3 separate regions of the Mus musculus genome follow, and all the other regions are linked to region 3. The links are chromatin loops, found by intact Hi-C in ENCODE. Cell type or tissue: heart. All regions are shown on one strand.

Evidence for each region. Hi-C counts contacts between places; a loop is a spot of excess contacts. Peaks named below come from ENCODE experiments on the same cell type or tissue, not always from the same donor. Only the 100,000 strongest peaks of a DNase experiment are listed, where the experiment ranks them.
Region 1: a loop joins it to region 3, with 4 times the contacts of the local background. A loop is called at or near these places in 10 of 42 quality-filtered maps.
Region 2: it touches region 3 in a loop (4-fold over the local background); 11 of 42 quality-filtered maps call a loop at or near these places.

What each region holds. Positions count from the first base shown.
Region 1 is chr6:23,753,947-23,761,946 of GRCm38, forward strand. All of the region lies in intron 1 of Cadps2 (Ca2+-dependent activator protein for secretion 2), which reads right to left. Among named protein-coding and RNA genes, the nearest start is that of Cadps2, 81 kb to the right of the region's middle. In heart, a CTCF peak has its summit at 4,497 (motif pointing right); no DNase peak of the experiment used is centred here.
Region 2 is chr6:23,481,510-23,489,509 of GRCm38, forward strand. All of the region lies in intron 8 of Cadps2 (Ca2+-dependent activator protein for secretion 2), which reads right to left. Among named protein-coding and RNA genes, the nearest start is that of Gm38775, 86 kb to the right of the region's middle. In heart, no CTCF peak of the experiment used is centred here; no DNase peak of the experiment used is centred here.
Region 3 is chr6:24,344,685-24,352,684 of GRCm38, forward strand. No RefSeq gene overlaps it. Among named protein-coding and RNA genes, the nearest start is that of Iqub, 170 kb to the right of the region's middle. In heart, a CTCF peak has its summit at 6,416 (motif pointing left); a DNase peak (open chromatin) is centred at 3,627.

The sequences.
Region 1 (8,000 bases), 590 kb before region 3:
AATAGAACTCTGATCCCCATGTGTTTTGGTGTGTGTGTGTGTGTGTGTGTGTGTGTGTGTGTGTGTGTGTGTGTGTGTGTTTCTAGCCCCTGTGTTACTGTAAGAATGCAATATTAGAATCCAGCATCCCTTCCCTTTACAAATATTAACACGCACCCTACAGAGACATTGTCTGTGAGTCCCTAGCTAACAAACTACAAGTTGTCAGGATCTCTCACCTGGAGAACTGAGTTGACATCAAAGGTGATCTTGACCACACAACCTGTTCCCCCAACCCTTTCCCCCTTTCTGGAAATCAGAGTGCTTGGGCTGAGGAAAGATGGTCCCATACTGTGAGAGCACAATCATTGTAACAAAGGCATTTAGAGCCTATCTGAATGAACTAAGACTCCTAGCAGCTAGGCCCTGATTTTCTGTCTTCAGAGACCCTGACACACTGCCCTTACTCTCCTGAGAGCATCTCCATCATGCTGTTGCCTGTCTGTCCATGCAATTAAATAAGCCTTGTGGCTTCAAGGAACCACCTGTCAAGGTGTCTACTATTGTGTGCAAGATCTTCCAGAGGTCCCAAATCAGACCATACAAAGATCCAGTTGATTTGATAAGCTCGCGTGATTCAAGATCCAGGGTAGAGAAGGCACCTACTTTAGAAGTAGGCTTGTTAACAAAGGTTTGCTGCAGTTTCATGACACCGGGGAAGTCAGCGGATCCCTGGCGAGGAGGAGAACAGAAGCAGCTGTCTCTTCAGGAACAGTTCACATGGACAAAACAGTCTCACTGTAAAACGTTCTCACTGTTCACAGTTAGGGGATAAGCTAATTGTAAGTCACCTTGTAAGTGAAATCCTAAATAGATTCACATTTGTAATGTTTCTGCCAATCAAGAATGCAATAGTTCCTGTCAGACAATAGCCTCAGGTCAAGCAGAATTGAATCAGATTGTGCAGGATGCTAGCGGATAGCCATGAAGAATGGTTTACCTCAGCCTGACCATTTTGCTCCACCTATGGAAATACCATGCCTGATTATCAAAAACAGCTCACCCTACTCCCAGTCAACCTCCAAAAACCCATCGGTAACGTCCTGTTAGCTAACCAAGTATGGGTGCGTGTGCACACACCTGCCCCCCAGCTTCCCTAAAGGCACTCAACCTTCATCCCTTGAAATGGCTGAGGCCCCTCCCTATTCCAATGAAACAGTCTCAGCCTCTTAAGACCAAGTCTGTCTGCCTCTCTGCCTCAATTTTCTCATGGTTACCTCCAAGTACTAGTTCAAGTATTTAATTCCTAAGACCTAAAAAACCTTAATTTTTCTTTTAAATAAGACTTAAAAAGTACTTAATAGTGCAAGAAACAGAATACAAACACAATGCTGTTCATTTACAGTAAGAGAAATAGACTCTATTCAGTATGAGCACAGAGAGTAAATATGCCATTTACAATTAACTTGAACAGTGTAAAAGGCATCAAAAGAAGAGCTATCATCTCTGTGAGCATCAGAGGTACTATGAACAGGTTAGTGTACAACACTGACGCTCACCTTAGTCTCCAGACACTGACAAGTGAACAGGCCGGGTAATCAATTGCTGATTCCCATAGAGAAATGCCCAATGTCTCGCATGTATATTCATTTAGTCAACACACTTACTTGTGAAATGAATACTCATTCCACCTCAAAGCAGGGGGTGGGAACCTACCTGCTGGTTCTGCACTGAAGGAGCCTTTAGAGAACATTTCTGATCTTCCTCCTCAGGGAGAGAGGAAAGGTACTGGACCTCAGAGACTGCATTTCTAGGAAGCTCCTGGGTGGTAAGTAGCTGGCTGGCAAGCTTGTTGTTAGTGGCAGAACTCAAGACCACAAAGAAAAAAAAATTCCAAGAAGCAGCTATCATATACCTAGTGCAATAAAGTAGTATCAGATTCAAAAGGAAGAAAAATCAAGTGAACTTAGTTGTATAATGAGGGGTTGTGGGGAGAGAAAGACAATATTAGGCTGGTGAGGCAACCTAAATGGAAACTACATGCAAGGCATATAGACAAAGGGAACTGGACATTTCAAACTAGGAATACGACAAAACAGAACTCAAATGTAAATGCACAGGCATATATCAACAGACACTGAGAAGGAACAAATGAGGCAAGCACACCTTAGTGCTGAAACCCAGGCAAAGCAGCACCACAGTAGTTATAAATAATGCTACAGAAATCCTAACGCAATTAAATCTCATAAGAGGAACGCATATGAAGACAAACGTGTCCTACATAAATCTGTTGGCTTAGTAGATTAAACGACAAAGCCATACGATCAGATCAGCAAATAGTTTGAAAGGATTTATCTAAGTAATTCATCAGTGTTTGCTAACAATATGCATTAGTAAGAGAATTATTTCAAGATCCATCTAATAAAAGATAGCAAAATATATTCAGTAAAATTCTCCTTATATAATAAAGAAGCCTGCATAAAATATGGCTTAGGTTCCTATTTGATCATAAAATGGCAAGGATACATAGCATTATATGTAGTTTATAGACAATGTTACACTAACTCACAAGGAAAGAGTGCAATTAAAAAAAGATCCTTACTTGAAATTGGTGTTTATATGTAAAAGCAGAATAATCAATTTATTAAATACTATTAGAATTAGTAAGACTGGTTTGAATATAAAATCAATAAACAGTTTTAAAATACTCTTAATACCTCTCATACAAGAAAAACTTTAAGTATCTAGAGTTTCATGAAGATACGGTCTTTTAAAAGCACCCTAAGACAAGCTTAATGGTATATGCTTATAATTCCAACAGTCTGGAGGCTGAGGCAGGAGTATCATGGATTACTGCTCAACTTGGGTACATACAAAGCCCTAGAACAACCTGGCTATACAGCAAGAATGTGTTTCAAAAGGAGAGGGGAATGCAAGGGAAAGCCTAGAAGCAAACTTGAGTAAGGAGATGGTGTATTTCCTATGTAGAGGAATCTACTTGATTAAATATGAAGTGAGTCACTACTTGTCCCATACATGACAACAAAAAAATCCCTAGCTTTTAAAAACTAGTAAACATCACAGCTTAGTTTTAATGGAGAAAAAGAAATATCATAGATGTTCAGACCCCTAAGTTTTTCTCTTTCTACAGCAGCCAAACTCTCTTCTGTCCCTAGGCCCCATTCTTCCTCTTTCCTTTTCCTGGTTTGTCTTAAACCTAAGTTACCAGCATTAGCCGGCCAGTCTCGCCCACTGGATCTCAACTCTAAAACATCTCTCCTATGACTGATTTGGCTAAAGCAGAGCTGTAGGTATGCCCTGGAGATGTCTAACCTTCACACCCCAAACTGAGACTCACTGTGCCTGTGTCTACCTGCTTCTCCTCGAACACTCCGTGAGAATGGACTCCATCAGCTTCTGCACTGTATTTCTATTCATTATCTGCAGACCTGGAGTATGTCTCACTTTCAGTTCTCAAATATTTAAGTATGCATTTAACTTCTCACTATTCCCAACATGGTTAATTACACATGAATAAAATGGAATATGCAGCCATTAAAATGCTGTTGACTAATTGAGAACAGCTGTTAAAAGTGTCTGCACCAGAACACAAGGCACGGTTCTATCTCTACAGGCAGATGTCTCTGTACAGAGGACCCAGATCAGCATCCACAGACTGATGACTCTAGTCATACTGATTGTTGATTTTAAGTGATTTTTATTTATATTTATTTCATTTTTACCTTTTCAAGAAACAACTTATTTATTTCTAAAGGTATAAAATCTCCATATGCATTTGTTGTGGTTGTATATGTATCTGTGTATGTAAAGGAAATTAGTTTCTGCGCTTCTTCCGACTCCCTTTATCTTTGTCCCAATGTACATAAATTTAAAAAACAATCACAAGCAAATAAATACACCATTATATTAACAAAATATATTATATGAATACTGCCAAAAATATCATATAAATCTACTCAACTCCTTATCTCCCTGCTTCTAAAAAAATTTAGGAAATCATGGGCTGGGGATATAATTCAGTCATAAGATCATAACCTGCCTAGCACGCACAAGGCTCTAGCTTCAATATTCAGTACCACCACAAACATACACACACACACACACACACACACACAAGCACACACACACACACACACACAAACACACACGCGCGCGTGCGCCCTTTCACACACACACACACACATATTTATATACAGTTACACATACACTCATGTATATGGACACTCATGGGCGGGCAACTAATGGCCATTCAGAAGGACTACATCATTTTCAAAGTTGGAGCAATGAGACAAAATCCTCCTTAGGCTCTCACTTTGGTGGTGCACAAGGAGCAAGCAACGGGTGCCCTGATGTTATAGAATCTTATTTTAGGATTTGAGAAAATGTCATATTGCTACCATTGTGACACAAATCTTGTCGTTCCCTATGCTGGTTTCTATCAGAATCATGTATGAAAATGTGACACATACCATAAATCACAGTAGCTTCTCACCACTAGATGGCAAGCTTGTGACTTGGGAGCTCTTGCCACTAGGGTCACTAGCCTTTTAAATAGAAAACCAAGCTAAGAAAACAGAGCCACTCCAGTCATTAAAATATTGTTAATGACTTCATTAAGAAAACAAGTGCTTTGCAACCAAGCAATATGCAGCTAACAAGCAATTATCAGAGCATATATATGCTTTTCATAAAACCAAGTGGAAATACTTAAGTATTAATTCTAAAACACATAATTTATTCCCAAATTAATCTGGGAGGCAGGGTACACTCCTTATTAAAATAAACACTGAATCGTGGATGTCTCCTGGAGGGCTCATTTGCCCAATTTTGAATGAGACTTGAACAGAATGAACCTGTCCAAGGTTCAGACAATGCTTTAAGTGAGAGCGTTACCAGTCCATATTCTCAGCCCCTGCACAGATGACTAAGAACAACGAACTGAACTCTAGTTCATTTGGTTAAGTCTAGAGTTGATGCATAAACCGTGACCTTTAGAGTGGCCCTTCTCCATTTTAGGACCAAGAAGTCACCAGAACTAGCATTTCTCCACAGAGGCACATAGATAAATTTGTTTTAAAGTGAATTCTTAAAAAGACAAAAGTATGGAGAGATCAGGAATTCAAGGTCCATATCTAAACCTAATAAAAGTAATAAACAGCAAACCAATAGCCAACATCAAACTAAATGGAGAGAAATTCAAAGCAATCCAATTGAAATCTAGGACAAAACAAGGCTGCCCACTGCCCCCAACCCCCATCTATTCAATATAATACTCAAAGTCCTAGCCAGAGCAATTAGAAAACAAAAGGAGATCAAAGGGATACAAATTGGGAAGGAGAAAGTCAGGATATCACTATTTGCAGATGTTATGATAGTATACATGAACAACTCATCAAAATCTACCAAAGAGCTCCTAAAGGCGATAAACAACTTCAGTAAAGTGGATGAATATAAAATTAACTCAAACAAATCAGTAACCTTCCTTTTCCAAAGGATAAACAGGCTGAGAAAGAAATTTGCGAAACAACACCCTTCACAATAGTCACAAATAATATAAAATACCTTCGTGTAACTCTAACCAAGCAAGTGAAAGATCTGTATGACAAGTCTCTGAATAAAGAAATTGAAGAAGATCTCAGAAGATGGAAAGATCTCCCATGCTCATGGATTGGCAGGATTAATATAGTCAAAATGGCCAACTTGCCAAAAGCAATCTACAGATTCAATGAAATCCCCATCAAAATTCCAACTCATTTCTTCATAGAGTTAGAAAGAGCCATTTTCAAATTCATTTGGAATAACAAAAGTCCAGGATAGTGAAGACTATTCTCAACAATAGAAGAACTTCTGGGGGAATCACCATGTCTGACCTCAAGCTGTACTACAGAGAAATAATGATAAAAACTGTATGGTACTGGTACAGTGATAGATAGGTAGATCAATGGAATAGATTTGAAGACCCAGAAATGAACCTACACACCTATGGTCACTTGATCTTTGACATCGGAGATAAAACCATCCAGTGGAAAAGACAATATTTTCAACAGCTGATGCTGGTTCAACAGGCTGTTAGCATGATGAAGAATGCAAACTGATCCATTCTCATCTCCTTGCACAAAGCTCAAGACCAAGTGGATCAAGGACCACCACATAAAACCTGATACACTCAAACTAATAAAAGAGAAAGTAGGGAAGAGCCTTGAACACATGGGCACAGGGAAAAATTTCCTGAACAGAACACCAATGGCTTATGCTTAAAGATTAAGAATTGACAAATGGAGCCTCATAAAATTGCAAAGCTTCTGTAAGGCAAAGGCCACTGTCAACCAGACAAAACTGCAACCAAGAGATTGGGAAAAGATCTTTACCAATCCTACATCTGATAGAAGGCTAATATCCAATATATACAAAGAACTCAAGAATCCAGAGAATCAATTAACCCAATTAAAATGGGGCTCAGAGCTAAGCAAAGAATTCTGAACTGAGGAATATCAAATGGCTGAGAAGCACCTAAAGAACTGTTCAACATGCTTAGTCATCAGGGAAATGCAAATCAAAACAACCCTGAGATTCCATCTCATACTAGTCAGAATGGCTAAGATCAAAAACACAGATGACAACAGATGCTGGCGAGGATGTAGAGCAAGAGGAACACTCCTCCATTGTTGGTGGGATTGGAAACTGGTACAACCACTCTGGAGATCAGTCTGATGGTTCCTCAGAAAACTGGACATAGTACTACCTGAGGACCCAAGCTATACCACTACTGGGCATACACCCAAAAGGTGCTCCTACATAAAAACATGCATGTTCCACTATGTTCATCGCAGTCTTATTTGTAATATCCAGGATCAGGAAAGAACCCAGATGTCCCTCAACAGAGGAATGGATACAGAAAATGTGGTACATTTACACAATGGAGTACTACTCAGCTATTAAAAACAATGACTTCATGAAATTCTTAGGCAAACGAATAGAACTAAAAATTAGGTAACCCAATCACAAAAGAACACACATGGTATGTACTCACTGATAAGTGGATATTAGCTGAAAAGCTTGGAATACTCAAGGTACAATTCACAGACCACATGAAGCTCAAGAAAGAAGACCAAAGTGAGAATACTTTGGTCTTTCTTGGGGGGGGGGGGGGGCACAAAATACTCACAGGAGCGAATAGGGAGACAAAGTTTGGAGCAGAGACTGAACAAAAGGCCATTCAGAGACTACCCCACCTGGGGATCCATCCCATATAGAGTCACCAAACCCAGCCATTATTGCCAAGAAGTGCTTCCTGACAGGAATCGAATATAGCTAGCTGTCTACTGAAAGGCTCTGGCAGAGACTGACAAATACAGAGGCAGATGCTCACAGCCAACCATTGGACTGGGCACAGGGTCCCCAATGCAGGAGTTAGAGAAAGGACTGAAGGAGCTGACGGGGTTTGCAACCCCATAAGAAGAACAGTATTAACCAACAAGATCCCTCCCTTCCCCCCCCCCCAGCTCCCAGGAACTAAACCTCCAAACAAAGAGTACCAATGTAGGGACCCATGGCTCTAGCCGCATATGTAGGAAAGGATGGCCTTGTCTGGCATCAATGGGAGGAGAGGCCCTTGGTCCTGTGAAGGCTCAATGTCCCGGTGTAGAGGAATGCCAGGGTAGGGAGGTGGGAATGGGTGGGTGGGGGAGCACCCTCATAGAAAGAGGGGGTGGGGAATGGGATAGAGGGTTTGTGCAGGGAAAACTGGGAAAGGGATAACATTTGAAATGTAAATAAATAAAATATCCCATAAAAGAAAAGAAAAAAAGATGAAACAAGGCTATTTATAAACATCCACTTAAAATACGTATTCACAAATGCTAAAGACTAACTCATCATATTCTTACAACCATGAGTACAAACTATATTATGGTTATCTTTTTGTTTTCAGAAAAAGATTCTCAATATAATTAAGCATCTGCTGCTGAAAGTTCATGATGAATAGCTGACAATTTTAGAAT
Region 2 (8,000 bases), 860 kb before region 3:
TTCTATGATGGTTCAGCTAAAGGTATATGCCATCCAATCGCCTTACACACTCCTCTTTGCACACACAAAAGCGTGTTCCTCCTAGTCTATTTTTTGTCTCCTTTGACAGAAGAGATGGTGGCTTCAGTATGCATGGATTGCGTTCTTTCACCTCTCTTGCCTTTGGCTGCGGCCATGTGTTTGGCTTCTAGTTGGTATGACTTCTTCCTCACCAACCCTGCTGTGTTCAGATTCCCCACACACTCTGCGAATCCTGATGGCAGCCACCCTGCTCTGGTGCATGCAGTGCTCATCTCCTCCTGTAAAGGTCCAGGACTCCTCTGTCTCTGGCTGACAGCTATTGTGCTACTTAATTTATTATTTCCTAAGGGTTTTTTAGTCTATTTAAATATGGTAGAACTAATTTGACAAAAAAAAAAAAGTCTGAAACACAGTATGGCTATTTCATGAATTCAAGGACCACAGCAGTAGAAATTAAGCAAAGGAATTTTATTGATTTCATGAAAATACTATAGAAAAACCTCGCTGTTAGAATCTCTCTCCCTCCCAGATGTAGCTGTCTCTTGTGAGACTATTCCGGGGCCTAGCAAACACAGAAGTGGATGCTCACAGTCAGCTAATGGATGGATCACAGGGCTCCCAATGGAGGAGCTAGAGAAAGTACCCAAGGAGCTAAAGGGATCTGCAACCCTATAGGTGGAACAACATTATGAACTAACCAGTACCCCAGAGCTCTTGACTCTAGCTGCATATGTACCAAAAGATGGCCTAGTCGGCCATCACTGGAAAGAGAGGCCCATTGGACACGCAAACTTTATATGCCCCAGTACAGGGGAACGCCAGGGCCAAAAAGGGGGAGTGGGTGGGTAGGGGAGTGGGGGTGGGTGGGTATGGGGGACTTTTGGTATAGCATTGGTAATGTAAATGAGCTAAATACCTAATAAAAAATGGGAAAAAAAAAGAATCTCCCTCCCTTGAAGAACTTATGAGCAGTGGTTACATAATACATTATTTTTACACTTAAATATTAAACTAACATGCACTTTGGTTTTTTTCCTTTTTTATTAGATATTTTCTTCACTTACATTTCAAACGCTATCCACAAAGTCCCCAATAGATGACTGTGAGCATACCCTTCTGTATTTGCCAGGCACTGGCATAGCCTCACAAGAGATACCTATGTAAGGGTCCTGTCAGAAAAGCTTTCTGGCATATGCAATAGTGTCTGGGTTTGGTGGTTATATATAAGATAAATTCCCTGGTTGGGCAGTATCTGGATGGTCCTTCCTTCATCTCAGTTCTGAAATTTGTCTCTGTAACTCCTTCCATGGGTATTTTATTCCCCATTCTAAGAAGGAACGAAGTATCCACACTTTGGTCTTCCTTCGCCTTGAGTTTCATGTGTTTTGCAAATTGTATCTTGGGTATTCTAAGCTTCTGGGCTAATATCTACTTATCAGTGAGTACATATCATGTGTGTTCTTTTGTGATTCGGTTACCTCACTCAGGATGATACCCTCCAGGTCCATCCATTTGGCTAGGAATTTCATAAATTCATTCTTTTTAATAGCTGAGTAGTACTCCATTGTGTAAATGTACCACATTTTCTGTATCCATTCCTCTGTTGAAGGACATCTGGGTTCTTTCCAGCTTCTGGCTATTATAAATAAGGCTGCTATGAACATAGTGGAGCATGTGTCCTTCATACCGGTTGGGACATCTTCTGGATATATGCCCAGAAGAGGTATTGCTGGATCCTCCGGTAGTACTATGTCCAATTTTCTGAGGAACCGCCAGACTGATTTCCAGAGTGGTTGTACAAGCCTGCAATCCCACCAACAATGGAGGAGTGTTCCTCTTTCTCCACATCCTCGCCAGCATCTGCTGTCACCTGAATTTTTGGTCTTAGCCATTCTGACTGGTGTGAGATGGAATCTCAGGGTTGTCTTGATTTGCATTTCCTGATGATTAAGGATGTTGAACATTTTTTCAGGTGCTTCTCAGCCATTCAGTATTCCTCAGTTGAGAATTCTTTGTTGAGCTCTGTACTCCATTTTTTAATAGGGTTATTTGACTTTTTAGAGTCCATCTTCTTGAGTTCTTTGTGTACATTGTATATTAGTCCCCTATTGGATTTAGGATGGGTAAAGATCCTTTCCCAATCTATTTTTGGCCTTTTTGTCTTATTGACAGTGGCTTTTGCCTTACAGAAGCCTAGCAATTTTATGAGGTCCCATGTGTCGATTCTCGATCTTACAGCACAAGCCATTGCTGTCCTGTATAGGAATTTTCCCCCTCTGCCCATATCTTCGAGGCTTTTCCCCACTTTCTCCTCTATAAGTTTCACTGTCTTTGGTGTTCTGTAGAGTTCCTTGATCCGCTTAGATTTGAGCTTTTTACAAAGAAATAAGAATGGATCAGTTCTCATTCTCTACGTGATAACCGCCAGTTATGCCAGCACCATTTGTTGAAAATGCTGTCTTTTTTCAACTAGACAGTTTTAGCTCCTTTGTCAAAGATCAAGTGACCATAGGTGTGTGGGTTCATTTCTGGATCTTCAACTCTATTCCATTGATCTACCTGTCTGTTGCTGTACCAGTACTGTGCAGTTTTATCACAATTGCTCTGTAGTACAGCTTGAGGTCAGGCATGGTGATTCCCCCAGAGGTTCTTTTATCATTGAGAAGAGTTTCTGCTATCTTAGGTTTATTGTTATTCCAAATGAATTTGCAAATTGCCCTTTCTAACTCAGTGAAGAATTGAGTTGGAATTTTGATGGGGATTGCATTGAATCTGTGGATTGCTTTTGGCAAGATAGGCACTTTTACTATATTAATTCTGCCAACCCCTGAGCGTGGCAGATCTTTCTATCTTCTGAGATCTTCTTCGATTTCTTTCTTCAGAGACTTGAAGTTGTTATCATACAGATCTTTTACTTCCTTAGTTAGAGTCATGCCAAGGTATTTTATATTATTTGTGACAATTGTTAAGGGTGTTGTTTCCCTAATTTCTTTCTCAGCCTGTTTATTCTTTGTGTAGAGAAAAGCCACTGATTTGTTTGAGTTAGTTTTATATCCAGCTACTGCACTGAAGCTGTTTATCAAGTTTAAGAGTTCTCTGGTGGAATTTTTAGGATCACTTATATATACTATCATATCATCTGCAAATAGTGATATTTTGACTTCTTCCTTTCCAATTTGTATCCTCTTGATATGCTTTTGTTGTCTAATTGCTCTGGCTAGGACTTCGAGTACTATATTGAATAGGTAGGGAGAAAGTGCCTTGTCTAGTCCCTGATTTTAGTGGGATTGCTTCCAACTTCTCTCCATTTACTTTGATGTTGGCTACTGGTTTGCTGTAGATTGCTTTCATTATGTTTAGGTATGGGCCTTGAATTCCTGATCTTTCCAAGACTTTTATCATGAATGGGTATTTGATTTTGTCAAATGTTTTCTCAGCATCTAACGAGATGATCATGTGGTTTTTGTCTTTGAGTTTGTTTATATAGTGGATTATATTGATAGATTTCTGTATATTAAACAATCTCTGGAATGAAGACTACTTGACCATGATCGTTTTGATGTGTTCGTGGATTCAGTTAGCAAGAATTGTATTGAGTCTTTTTGCATCGATATTCATAAGGGAAATTGGTCTGAAGTTCTCTTTCTTTGTTGGGTCTTTATGTGGTTTAGGTATCAGAGTAATTGTGGCTTCATAGAATGAATTGGGTAGAGTACCTTCTCTTTCTATTTTGTGGAATAGTTTGAGGAAAATTGAAATTATGTCTTCTTTGAAGGTCTGATAAAACTCTGTACTAAACCCATCTGGTCCTGGGCTTTTTTTAGTTGGGAGACTATTAAAGATTGCTTCTATTTCTTTAGGGGATATGGGAGTGTTTAGGTCATTAATCTGATCCTGATTTAACTTTGGTACCTGGTATCTGTCTAGAAATTTGCCCATTTCATCCAGGTTTTTCAGTTTTTTTGAGTATAGCCTTTTGTAGTAGGATCTGATGATGTTTTGGATTTCCTCATGTTCTGTTGGTACGTCTGCCTTTTCATTTCTGATTTTGTTAATTAGGATACATTCCCTGTGCCATCTAGTTAGTCTGGCTAAGGGTTCATCTATCTTGTTGATTTTCTCAAAAAACTAGCTCCTGTTTTGGTTGATTCTTTGAATAGTTTTTTGTTTGTTTGTTTCCACTTGGTTTATTTCAGCCCTGAGTTTAAATATTTCCTGCCATCTTTTTGGGTGTGTTGGGGTATCCAGAACTCGCTGATGGTATCAAGTGGTCTTGGTCTCTGCTAGTAAGATTCTTTTGTTTTTTTTTTTTTAAATTTATTCATTTATTATATGTAAGTACACTGTACCTGTCTTCAGACACTCCAGAAGATGGCGCCAGATCTCGTTATGGGTGGGTATGAGCCACCATGTGGTTGCTGGGAATTGAACTCAGGACCTTTGGAAGAACAGTCAGTGCTCTTAACTGCTGAGCCATCTCTCCAGCCCTGTTAGTAAGATTATTACATTTGCCTTTTGCCATCTGGTAATCTCTCGTGATAGATGTTCTAGCTTTCTCTGGCTGGAGCTTTCTCCTCCTGTGATTCTGTTAGCCTCTGTTAGCACACCTGGGAGTCCAACTCTCTCCTGAGTCCCAGTGGTCTGAGCACTCTCTGTAGGCAAGTTCTCTTCTTGCAGGGAAGGTGCACAGAAATCTGGAGCTCAGATCCACCTCCTGAGTCCTGGGGCCAGAGCCCTCACTAGAGGTCTACTCTCCTCTGGCAGGGAAGGTGCCCAGGGATCTGGGTCTCAGCTCTGCCTCCTGGCTGAGGATGAAGGCCTGTCCAAGAAGCTCTGTTGCTTCTGCGACCACTGTGCTCTCCTGTATAGACTGGTCTCAGTGATCCCAAGATCCTTGGTGTGCTAGGGCCCACCAAGTTCGTGCCCAAGATGGCGCGGGGATGGATGCTGGTTGGGTGGATTTCCTGTGTCCCTGTTCCTGCTGGCACAAGACTCTCCAGGTTGTTTTGGAACAGATGTTGCGTTCCACTCACCAGTGATCCCAAGATCCTGGGTGTGCTAGGGCACTGGCAGTGTGGAGAGGTCTCTGGGGACCTTGGGACCCTTCGGTGAGTTCTAATATACACTTTGACTCACAGAAAATGTTGGTAAAACTTTAGCCTATAGTTGAAGACTATTTCACAGGAATGGCCCAGCTATAAATGTTGAAAGATAGTAGATATTAGAAACTTAGTTTTCCCATCAAATGTTAGCAAGAAGCTTTTAAAAAATACTCAATAAGTAAGCCTTGTAGAGAATACTAACTTAATGTTTTGAAAAAATATGTAATTTTATAATACAGTCTTTAGACTTATAGGCATAAAAATAAATATTCTAAAGAAACATCACTCTTCTGTGGCAAAATTATCTTGAGAGAAATGACAAAAATTATATTGTGGTGGTACCTATTAGACAGTACTAAATTTTAGAGGTTATATCTGATTAGTCAAGCTATATTTTTAGTTGGAACATAAAATAATTAAAAGCATAATTTCTGTATTATGTTCTTTCTTAGTAGAGGAAACGGTCATCTATGTGTTAATGACCTTTCCATGACAAAACATCTGAACTAATCAACTTAAAGGACTAAAGATCTATTCTAGTTCATAGTTTCAGACCATAGTCACGTGGCCTCATTGTTTTTGGTCATGTGGTAAGACAGTACACCGTGGTGGGGAATGCATACCATATCACACCAGATCACCTCTTGGAAGTCAGGAAGCAACGGGATCAGGCGAACAAAGAAGCAGCCAAGGAGAAGATGGGCCCTTTGGGGACAGATCCCCAATGACTTACTCCTCCCAAGTGGCCCTATTCCTATGCTTTCTACCATACATCATTCTAATGAACCCATCAGTGCTTTAATATACTAATGAACACAGAGCTCTCATGATCTAATAAGGACTGCCCCAATGCTTCATTTCTCACTCCTATTGTACTGGTCACCTAGTCTCTATTTTAGGAGCCTTTTTGGGAATATTACAAAATGAAGCCACGGCCATTTACCCCACAACTATTAGTGGCTAGGCAAATTTGAATGCTATATTTAAACATAGCTGCAGGATAAGGTTCCTAACTTCTAGAAATGATATGGAAAGTGACTCCGTAGGAAAGCATGCTCCAGAGGACAGATATATCCTGCTCACAACAACACAAGCTTTAAAAAACAAAACAACAAAGCTGATTCAAAGGAGAGCAAGCTGGGAGAAGAGGGATATGCTGAGGTGGAGAAGGGGTGGGGCAGGCCTCTGTAGAGATGGCCTTTTATAGGGACCTCATGGAAGAGAGAGTACATGAGGGTCAGCACTCTGCCGTCCCGGCAATGGCAAGGAGCTTTTGGAGCTTTAATCACAACAGCGCTAATCTCTCTCAGTAATTATTTTTATAAAATATTTATATCATAAAATTAGGATATTCAATTACATGAATGCCTTGGGTGCCATGGTAACAACAAAATAAAAGTCACTTAGCCATTAAATATTGAGTAAGCTGTTCAAGCTTATGGATGCCTCCTTAAGTGAAGAACTTAATAAAACTACAGGATAAAACAGAAAAATACTGAAGATGCCATTAAAAATCACGCTACTGGACTTGAGAACCTAGTGATCAACTATGTATCACACGAGTGGACAGATTTTAAAACATTTATAATTAACGTTCAGTGTTAATAATAACATATTCATGAAAATGGGAGAGAATTTAAGTGAATTTAAGTGAATTTAAGACCCAGGAGGGTCCCCACATGTTCAGTGGGGAAAGGGAGCGAGAAGTGGGGTAAGGGTTGTGGGATCAGGTGATCCAGATGGGGGCAGTTAGCAGGATGTCAAGTGAATAGGTAAAAAATTAAATTAAATGAAAACCACCAATCCTGTCTTTAGTGTCTAACAGTAGCAGTGCTATCCAGAACACTAGGAGCCTCCCTGCACTCCCCTAGTGTACTGCATGTAGTAGCTACTGCCTGTCTGCTGACATCGTGGCCAGTTCTACCATTGCCACTTTGCTGCTGAGAAAACCGATTTGCGAAGAGATTTATACATTTCCCAGAATTCTTAGGCTAACTGTAAGGCTCAGGTTCCTGAGACCAGAAGACATCTTAAACATTAACTGTCTACATACTCCAGGCTTACATCCAGGAATACGATCAGAACAGATTTCTCAGAATTTTAATAAACAGATCTTAATGAATTCTAACTAAGAGAATAAATACATTTTGAGTTAAAACTATATACTATATCACAAGATATTACAGAAAATCTACAGGAGCAAGAAGAGAAATTTCCACCACTAGTTTTGTTTGATTGTTCTGTTCTGTTCAGGGTAATATCCTTCTAAAGCTCATAGGTATCCATTCTTAATACTGAGAGTATAGTCAATTGAATAATACGATTTCAGAGTTTATATATAATAAAAACTTTTCATAGCCTTATAAAAGTTAATCTGCGTAACTCCTTTGCTTTACAAGAACTCAAATTCCCAAACTGTTCCCTTGTCCCCAGAGCCCTCTGTAGCCACTGTCCATCCCATGGACGTAGAATGAATTGAGCATGTACCTACAAGGATCAAAAGGACTTATACTGCATCATACATCTCTGGGACCAAGGAGCCTTCTGTCTTTTCTAGTCCACTGTCATCTTTCAAAAACAATGAAACTGAAGCCAAAAGATGATGTAGCAGCTTACATAAGCTAGTAACGGAACTGAGACCTGACCCCCAAGTGTACTGTATCCTGACCTAGTTTGGACCATACATAACTGGTATTGTATTGCCATCCATCTGGCCACCATGCAGACACACACACAAGATGCTTAATAAAAATAAATTCTATAGGCTTTCTACCTCTTCCACAATGCTTTGGCATTAAGTAAGCCCAAGACATTTATTGGACTGATAATTAATTATTCATGCTTTCAAACTTCCAGACATCATGTCAGTGTACACCA
Region 3 (8,000 bases):
TTAAGTTTAAAATGGGGTGGGGGGAGACAGATCTCTGAATCTTTTGCAATGTTAAAAAAGAAAAAGAAAATTAGATCTTCTTGCTATCTCCTAAGAATCAAGGACCTGGGGTCATGGGATGTTAATTCGTAGGACAATCAAAGGAGAACCTGGAGTAAATGACTGGATTGATATATAATATAAAGACTGGGCTTATGATCTGTCTAAAGATCTCCAGAGAAAGCAGGACAAAGAGAAATCAATCCAGAAAGCTGTCTGGAGCAGAATGTAGGTTATCGGCTTCGACCCAGGATCTGACTTGGGAGGCCTTTGTTTCCCTGTCCTCAAACACCCCTTTTCTCAGAACCCCTCTCCAAGCTGAGGCTGCTCCTTGGCTTTTACTACTTCTCTCCCATTCCCTGCCTAATGTCTCTAGCTGCCCTAGGCGTACCTTGATCATGCAGAACTCTTACACTCAACATCTTTTGTTCTCTTCTTCTCAAAACTTAGCAGTCCAGTTCCCCATTCTTAGCACTCTGTGTTTCCAGATTTAAAATTTTATATTTTAATCTTAAAGGGAATTATTATTGGAGACAATATCAGACATCCATATAGGTTATACCAATATTACTTTTTAAAATCACAAAATGGATTGAATATCCAAAAGATTAGTTATTGGGCTTGTTATTATTCAGATTATACTATAGTTTTAGGTTACTAAACCTAAGTGTGGTAGGAAATGTTTTATTTTACCTTAAAATATGATGAATATAATTAATTTTTTTCAACCAAGCAGCCAACTTGACCTTTCTTAAACATTTAAACTTAAATGATACCTGTCAGCATACTGCCTATAACTCAGTCTGCCCACTTAAAAAGAAATTCAGCTTGGCTTCCTTTTCAGATGTTCATTGCATTTTACACAGTTGCCAGCTGTGTTAGAAAAGTGCTTGCAACTGTGACAAAACACCTAGGAGAACATTTATAAATAAAGGTTCATCTTGGTTCAGTCTCGGGGGTTTTGCTCTGTGGTTAGCCATTGTTTTCAGGCCTACAGCAAGGCAGGCGCTTCATGGAGGGAAAAACAAACAAACAGATAAACAAACACCAAGAATAATAACAACAGAACGTGGTGAAGGTTCTTTACTTCACAACAGCCAGAAAGCAAAGAAGGGAAAGAGAAAAGAAGTGGCCAACGACAATATGTGTTGTAGGGCATATCCCCAGCGATGTCCTTCCTTCTAAAACTCTGAAGAAATATTTAAGACATTGAACACCTATTAAGTAATTCGCCTATAGAACTAACCTCCGTTTACTCATGCAAGGGCTTCAGATCAAAGTGAAGTGAAGCTATAAACACCAGTAACAAACATAAGCCAGTCACAGTCAACATAAACATAATAGGACTTCCAGATTGTTTAAAAAAAATAGCCCTTCCAAGAACTGTAAGTAGTTTTCTGCTACAATTATCTTTCAGAAATCTAAACAAGCAACTTCTGTTTCACTGTAGAATAAACAGTGCTTTTTGGTGTGTACTTAATTAAGAAAGCTATGATCTTAGAAAACAAAGCATATTTAATTTAAAGAGAAAATAAAGTAGCTTGGGGAAGTTTATGGGTACTCATAAGTCCTAAGTGTAAATAATCAGTAATAAACATTTCCAACGGTGTCTCCTTCCCTGTCTCAGGAACTCGTTACTTAGAAATAAACGCTTAGTGATAATTCTGTTGTCTTCACTATGACAAGACCCTGAGTGAAATAATTTATTCTGTATACTGCCAAAGTGACTGCAGAGCACATTTAAACAGAGGAAAGAATCATTTTGACTCTTGGTTTCAACTCCTGAGAGGTGGCTCTGTTGTCCTCAGACTGTGTGAAGGCAAAAAGCATGTAGCTATCAGAGCTGCTCACCTGCGGCGGCCCGGGAAGCACAGAGAAACAAAGAAAGGACTAAGAGAGTGTAGGGCCACTCCAGTGATTCACTCCTCTAAGACACAGAGAAAACAGCCATGAAACTGTAAATCAATGCAATTATCTGTTTGTTACCAGAGGTCTTGGGATTCAACCTTTTGATTATTGGATCCAACAGCTAAAGAAGACATTTTTTTGTTACTGGGGACTAGACCTTGGAAAGAGTCACCAAGGTTAATACATGAAAAACAGCTAGTAGGCAGAAAGGTTATAAACAGCTCCCCTACCTAGGCTCCTTTGGGGGAACTGAGCATGTGCAAGCAAAGTCCTTGCCATATACAAATGGGCAGAGGTGGTGCTATCTAAGTGGAAACAGCACTAAGTGGTTCATATCAAAGTGGATCAAAATAGTATGGGCTCCAGGCTCTGATCACAAACCTGTCTCCATTTCCAGCCTGGGAGTGTTTCTCCTTAATAATAAGCAGGCTCCTTTTCTGTACTATTCACTCCGAGACTTAGGAAGCCAAGCGTTATATAGCAGGTGACCTGTGAACTCAGATCTGTATCATTGTCTTTAAAACCCGAGTCTCCAGTTTTGATTCATCAAGTGGCCTTCCAACATTGATCTGTCTTTGTAAAAATAATTTACTATACTATACATTATTTGCTTGCCTGTTAACATGGGCTTCTAATTGGCTTCTTGGCCATTGTTGTTAGAAATTAACCATTTTAAAATGTAAAATCTTTAATACTTGGACAAACTGAAAAACATACGACTTTTTGAATGTGTAAAAGAAAAGATTTGGTGATCAGAATCCAAAATGCTCTCCCTCTCCTTATCTCCTCCCACCCCCGCCATCTCTCTCTCTCTCTCTCTCTCCCTTTCTGTCTCTCTCTCCCTCTCTGTCTCTCTCTCCCCCTCTGTCTTTCTCTATCTTCCTTTCTCCTTCCTTCCCTCCCTCTCTCCTCCCCTCTCTCCTCCTTTCCATCCTATGTCCCTCCCTCTTTCCCTCCCTCTCTCCCCTCTCCCCTCCTTCTCAACCTTAGTTCTCCCTCCCCCTTGCCTTCCCTCCTCTGACTTCTAGCCATTTCCCAGTTACTTCAGCATTTTAACTTTCAAAATAAAACATGTTGACTTCCATCTCTTCCACCTACATATTTAGAATTAATTTATACTGTCCTAGATTCATGTTAGAAAGGATAAATAGCTCACATGTTTACATGAATGTTTTAAGAGAGTAAATTTGTGGTCCACTTAACTTGACTCAAAGGCAGCATTCTAGAGAGGAAAATGAACAACAGTCAACCAGTAAGGCAGAGAGCACCTCCCACAACCCCTGTGTCTGCAATAACAAGGATTCTGTAAAATGAAGAGATGTCAGCTTCCACAGCACAAACAGGGATTATATCTGGGGCACAAAGCCAGATTCCTCCTGGGGAGACAGAACGCGCTTAATCTGTAACCCCTTTACACATAACTCCGAAAACCTATGGCCAGTCATCTTTTAAAAAATTAAGGAATTTGAAGCCACATGATATTTTAATGGTTAGCTAAGCCAATTGCTTAACATTTCTCAGGAGAAAAGGCTTTGTCAGAGGCTTCAGGGTCTGCCTTGGTCGGAAAAACAAAATGAGAACAACTTGAGGTTAAAGGTCTTAGCTTTGATTCACAATTCTAGAGTCAGGCCGGAGGAGGTCAAAGAACTCTAGGCTGGGGAGGCGGTGTTTACAGCTAGCAAATGGAAATGAGATGGAAAAGTGCTGTTGAGAGCACTGGTTCCTGTTGAGCCCCGACCTCATTTGAGTCAGTTGGCTGCCCGCGCTACTTCCGCTACTTCCGGGAGCTCGCTAGCATTAATCAGCGGGGAGACACAGCTGTCTGGAGACACAGCTGTCTGATGTAAAAGCACCCTTCCGCCCTGAAGCATTTATAGTTGCAGTACATGCTAAGCCAGGTTAGCAGTCCTCAGGGAAGGACTCCTCTGCCCAAATGCAAATTAATCCAGCAGCTTCTATCACTCTGTCTCCTAGGAGTAATCTAGAACTATGCAACTGTCTGTCCAGGGCTTTCTATAGGCCCGCCTTCCTTCCTACAATAATGTTTACAAAGGCATGACGCTCCTTCCGTTCATACTCATGATTCCATCCCTTCGAAGCACTTTAACCACATTTAAATAATGGACTTAAGTAAGCATAATTGACCTTAAATTAGCTGCTGTTGTCGTCAAATTGTCAGCATTGTCCCCAGTCTTTCTAAGAAGTCAATATATTGAGTTTCCCTGCTGTTTGCGGGTCATGCATCTAGCTGTTAGGGGTAGAGGGAAAGACATCACAACACTGTCTACGCTGTTGAGCAACAAATTCCAACAGCTGGAAAAAATGTGGAAATGCACTAAGCCATCCCAATTGACAAGACTAAAAAAATAAAATCTCCCACAAGAAAGAGCTGAGAAACAAGCTAACAAGGACCCTTTCTTTACCCTTAGAGATTTATTTTTAAGTTATTTGTTTTTGTTTTGTTTTGTTTGTTGTTTGTTTAAAAAAGGCTTCTGGAGAATCGCTATCTTGTGGCAAAATTTGAACAAGCATTTCTTCGTTTTAATATCTTACTCAAAGAATCTTCTCCATACCAGGTAAATATTTGGTGAAAAATGGCTTCTGTGCGTGTGCAAATGGAGTTGATAACAGTCTTCCAAAGTGCCTTTTGATACCTTTAGAATAAACGAAATATAGGTTATCATTTAAACGGCACTAAAGATTGTAATTTTATTTGGGAAATGGGTTCGTTTCTTACCCTTTCCTTCTACAAATAAGATTTAATTAGCCCACTCCATTCATCAAAAATAAAGTAGAGCATGGGAGAACAAGCAGAGGGCAAGTTGTTTGCTGGGACGACTCAGTGCACACGTTCTGTGATGGGTAACCGTAAAACTTTAAAGTACAACCCTTTTTTTGTATGTGTGTTTGTACTAGGGTAAACTAATGTCTGAGTCAAATTGGTGTCAAATGTATTGAAGTCAGTAGGAGTTAAGGAGTAATTTCCTTACTGGTTAACTACGCGCCACCTTAGCATCTCCATATGTTAACAATGCATTGTCAGCAGCATGGGAGACCTTCTTGTAAGAACCCCTGGCTAGGTGCAAGCTACTCTTTCTTGCCTCTTTAGGACAGAATTGTCTGTCGAAGCTGCTTCATCCGATTGATTGGTAGCTGTGGCCTTTAAGTTTGGAAATGTTTTGAATATCCTCTTCTTCCTCAGTGGTTGTAATTGTAAATTTTAGGAACACAGGAGAACTGAGTGAATGTCAACGTAATAGACAAAGGACCCATGGGAGAATCCAACAAGGACTGCTTTGGGAACTTTGTGGAGAGGATGATAGTGGAGCTCATTCCTAAGGAATGGGTTCTTCTGTAAAGAACAGAATCGAGAAAAAAAAAAAAAAAGAATGGAGGAAGGGACTCGCAAGAATAGGAAATGTCTGGGCATAGTCGGAATTATAAGGGGATATTATTATTAATATTATTATTATTATTAGCAGGTTTATTGTATTGGGAAGCTGCTCTCAGGCCAGAAAGAGTTTACTGGCCCCAAGGACCAAGGTTAGGGAAGTGAGCATGGGGAAAGGGGGTGTGGGGTAGAGAAGGGAGAAAGAGAAAGGGCACACATGCAGAGGTAGAAGAGAAGGGGAGAGTCTTTCTTAATAACACTGTTTGGAAGCAGCTCAAGATGTGTCACTAAAGAGAGTATTGTATTTGAAACTCACATCGATGTTAAAAGACATTTTGATCACCTTTCATCCATATCTGAAAGCATTGTTGAAAATAAATAAATAAAAGAGGAATAAAGAAGAAAATAACCACAAACAGGAAGTCATTCGGCTCCAGAAATGTGTGTGGAGCTTTGGGGATGAGCCTTCTGGGTTCCCCGGTGGTGAGAGCCACCACAGTCCCTGGACATGCTCGGGAGAAAGTGTGGGAAGGTCTTTGGCTGCCTTCATCCTCTGAAATGGAGCTGATAACTCTCTGAAATGCGGTAATAATGGCAAATTAGTCTGTCTTGTTCCAAGTGATTTCAATATTATTTGGAGAGTTTTCAAATGCTTTTGAATTAAGAGAATGATTGCTACCCTGAATTTTAGGAGCTTTCAGAAAACTTGAAATACTTGTATTATTTTATAGCTGAAGTACTTTAAATCTTCCAGAATGTTATTTTATAAATGCTTGTATATATCAAAGTCTAAGTAAATGCTTAAACGGCGTTAGAGCCTCGATTTCTTCATTTTAGAAGGAATCAATGCGGACTACATATATAAATCATATATATTTTAAATGTCTAATAGCAGCGAATTATTATTGCATATTAGATTGTTATAATTAAATCTTATGGGGGGAACAATCCTTACAGCGTATGAATGTCACCATATGGAGAACTAAGTCTCAGCGCTGATCCCATTATAACTGGCTAGGTAGTGAGAGGGGAGGCTAAGCTATGCACAGTGCCTCAATCCTGACCTCTAGAGGCTGTTCTGAAAAACTGCAGAAGGCTACACCGTCGCAACAGCTGGGACTGTATTGTATAAAATCTCTCTATATGCACTAACCTGTCCCAGGTCACAGCAAGCACACAAGGGAATTATCTTATTGTAAACAAGATATTATTCTAGAAAGGAGAATTCCAAGCAGTTTTCATTATAATACAATCCTTAATTCCAGATGACTGGAATTTCTAACCTACTCAATTAGTATTTTATATGTTCCAGGCTCTAGAAGGAATGACAATTCATCATTTTCTTATTTCATCTTTGATGATAATTGGAAAGACCCTAAATTTTCCTTAATCTAACATGCAGGACTCATATCGAAATCTTCTCCCATTTTCACGTGTCCAATACAAGCCCTTTCTTGGAGAGCGCCGATTGACTTTAAAGATTGTGTACCACTGAGGGACATGATTGACTCGTGGTACTTCATGAAATTTCTCACCTTTAGATCCATAACATGGCAAAACACCAGCCTATAAATTGTAGCTAATTAAGTCAGTTTGCTCACCAACTAATTACTGGGATTTAATGAACATGAAGAAGTGTTACTCAGATCTTAGAGATCGTCCTTACAGTTGTGTCTCACGGACACCTGTGCGTATAGCCTGAAGATAACCTGCGTGCCACATTCTCTGTGCACAGGCTCTATGACTGTGACCCATCATATAAGGTCATGCTTCAGATGTCCCCGTTCTGTCTCATCAGCACCGAGCACACTTCAGACTCTAGAGTACTTCAGATTTCAGATGAACGATGGTCAACCTATATGGCTTACATGTTTTATTTTCAAGACGTCATCATTGACTTACCGGCACAGACACTTAATATAAGCCACTTTCCTTTTATCGCTTATGTTTAAAATATTTATTTACTTGTAAAAGTATTTCTGTCGTTTTATCTTTTTAAACTTGCTAATAAAGTTGTAAAAATAGTAAAGAGTTGTAAAATATTTTATAAAAAAGACTGTAATGTAAAGTGAATAAGTAAAAAGAATTAAATTTAATTTTAAAAGCTAAAAAAAAAACATGAAAACTAACATTAGTTATAAGGGATAGAGAAATGACTGAGCAGGTAAAGACTCAGCCAAGTGTGACAACATGAGTTTAATCCTGGGACCCACATAACAGAAGGAGAGAATCAACTCTCTCCCTTCTATCATCCTTTACCTCCACAAGCAGTGTGCCCTGCATGTGTGCCAACAACACACAATACTTAGATATATGTATCTTAAAGTCTCCACTGTTTAAAAGCAGACTCTATCACCAGTTAGGAGTGTAAGCCTGCAGACATGTCTGGATTGCTTACACTAGATTAGCCTCTGGGCATGCAAAAGAGAGTTTATCTTGCTGGATTAATTTAGGTGGGAAGACAAAAACCACACCTTTGATGGGGGCTCAATATTGCACAAACAAATGAAAGTTAAGGTGAGCAGCAGCAATGTTTCCTGCTTCCAGACTGTAGATTCAAAGTGACCAGTTGCTTCAAGCTCTTGCTACCAGGGCTTCCCCATCATAGTGGACTATCCCTAAATGTGTGCACCAAAACAGATTCTCCCTTCATCTGCTTTTG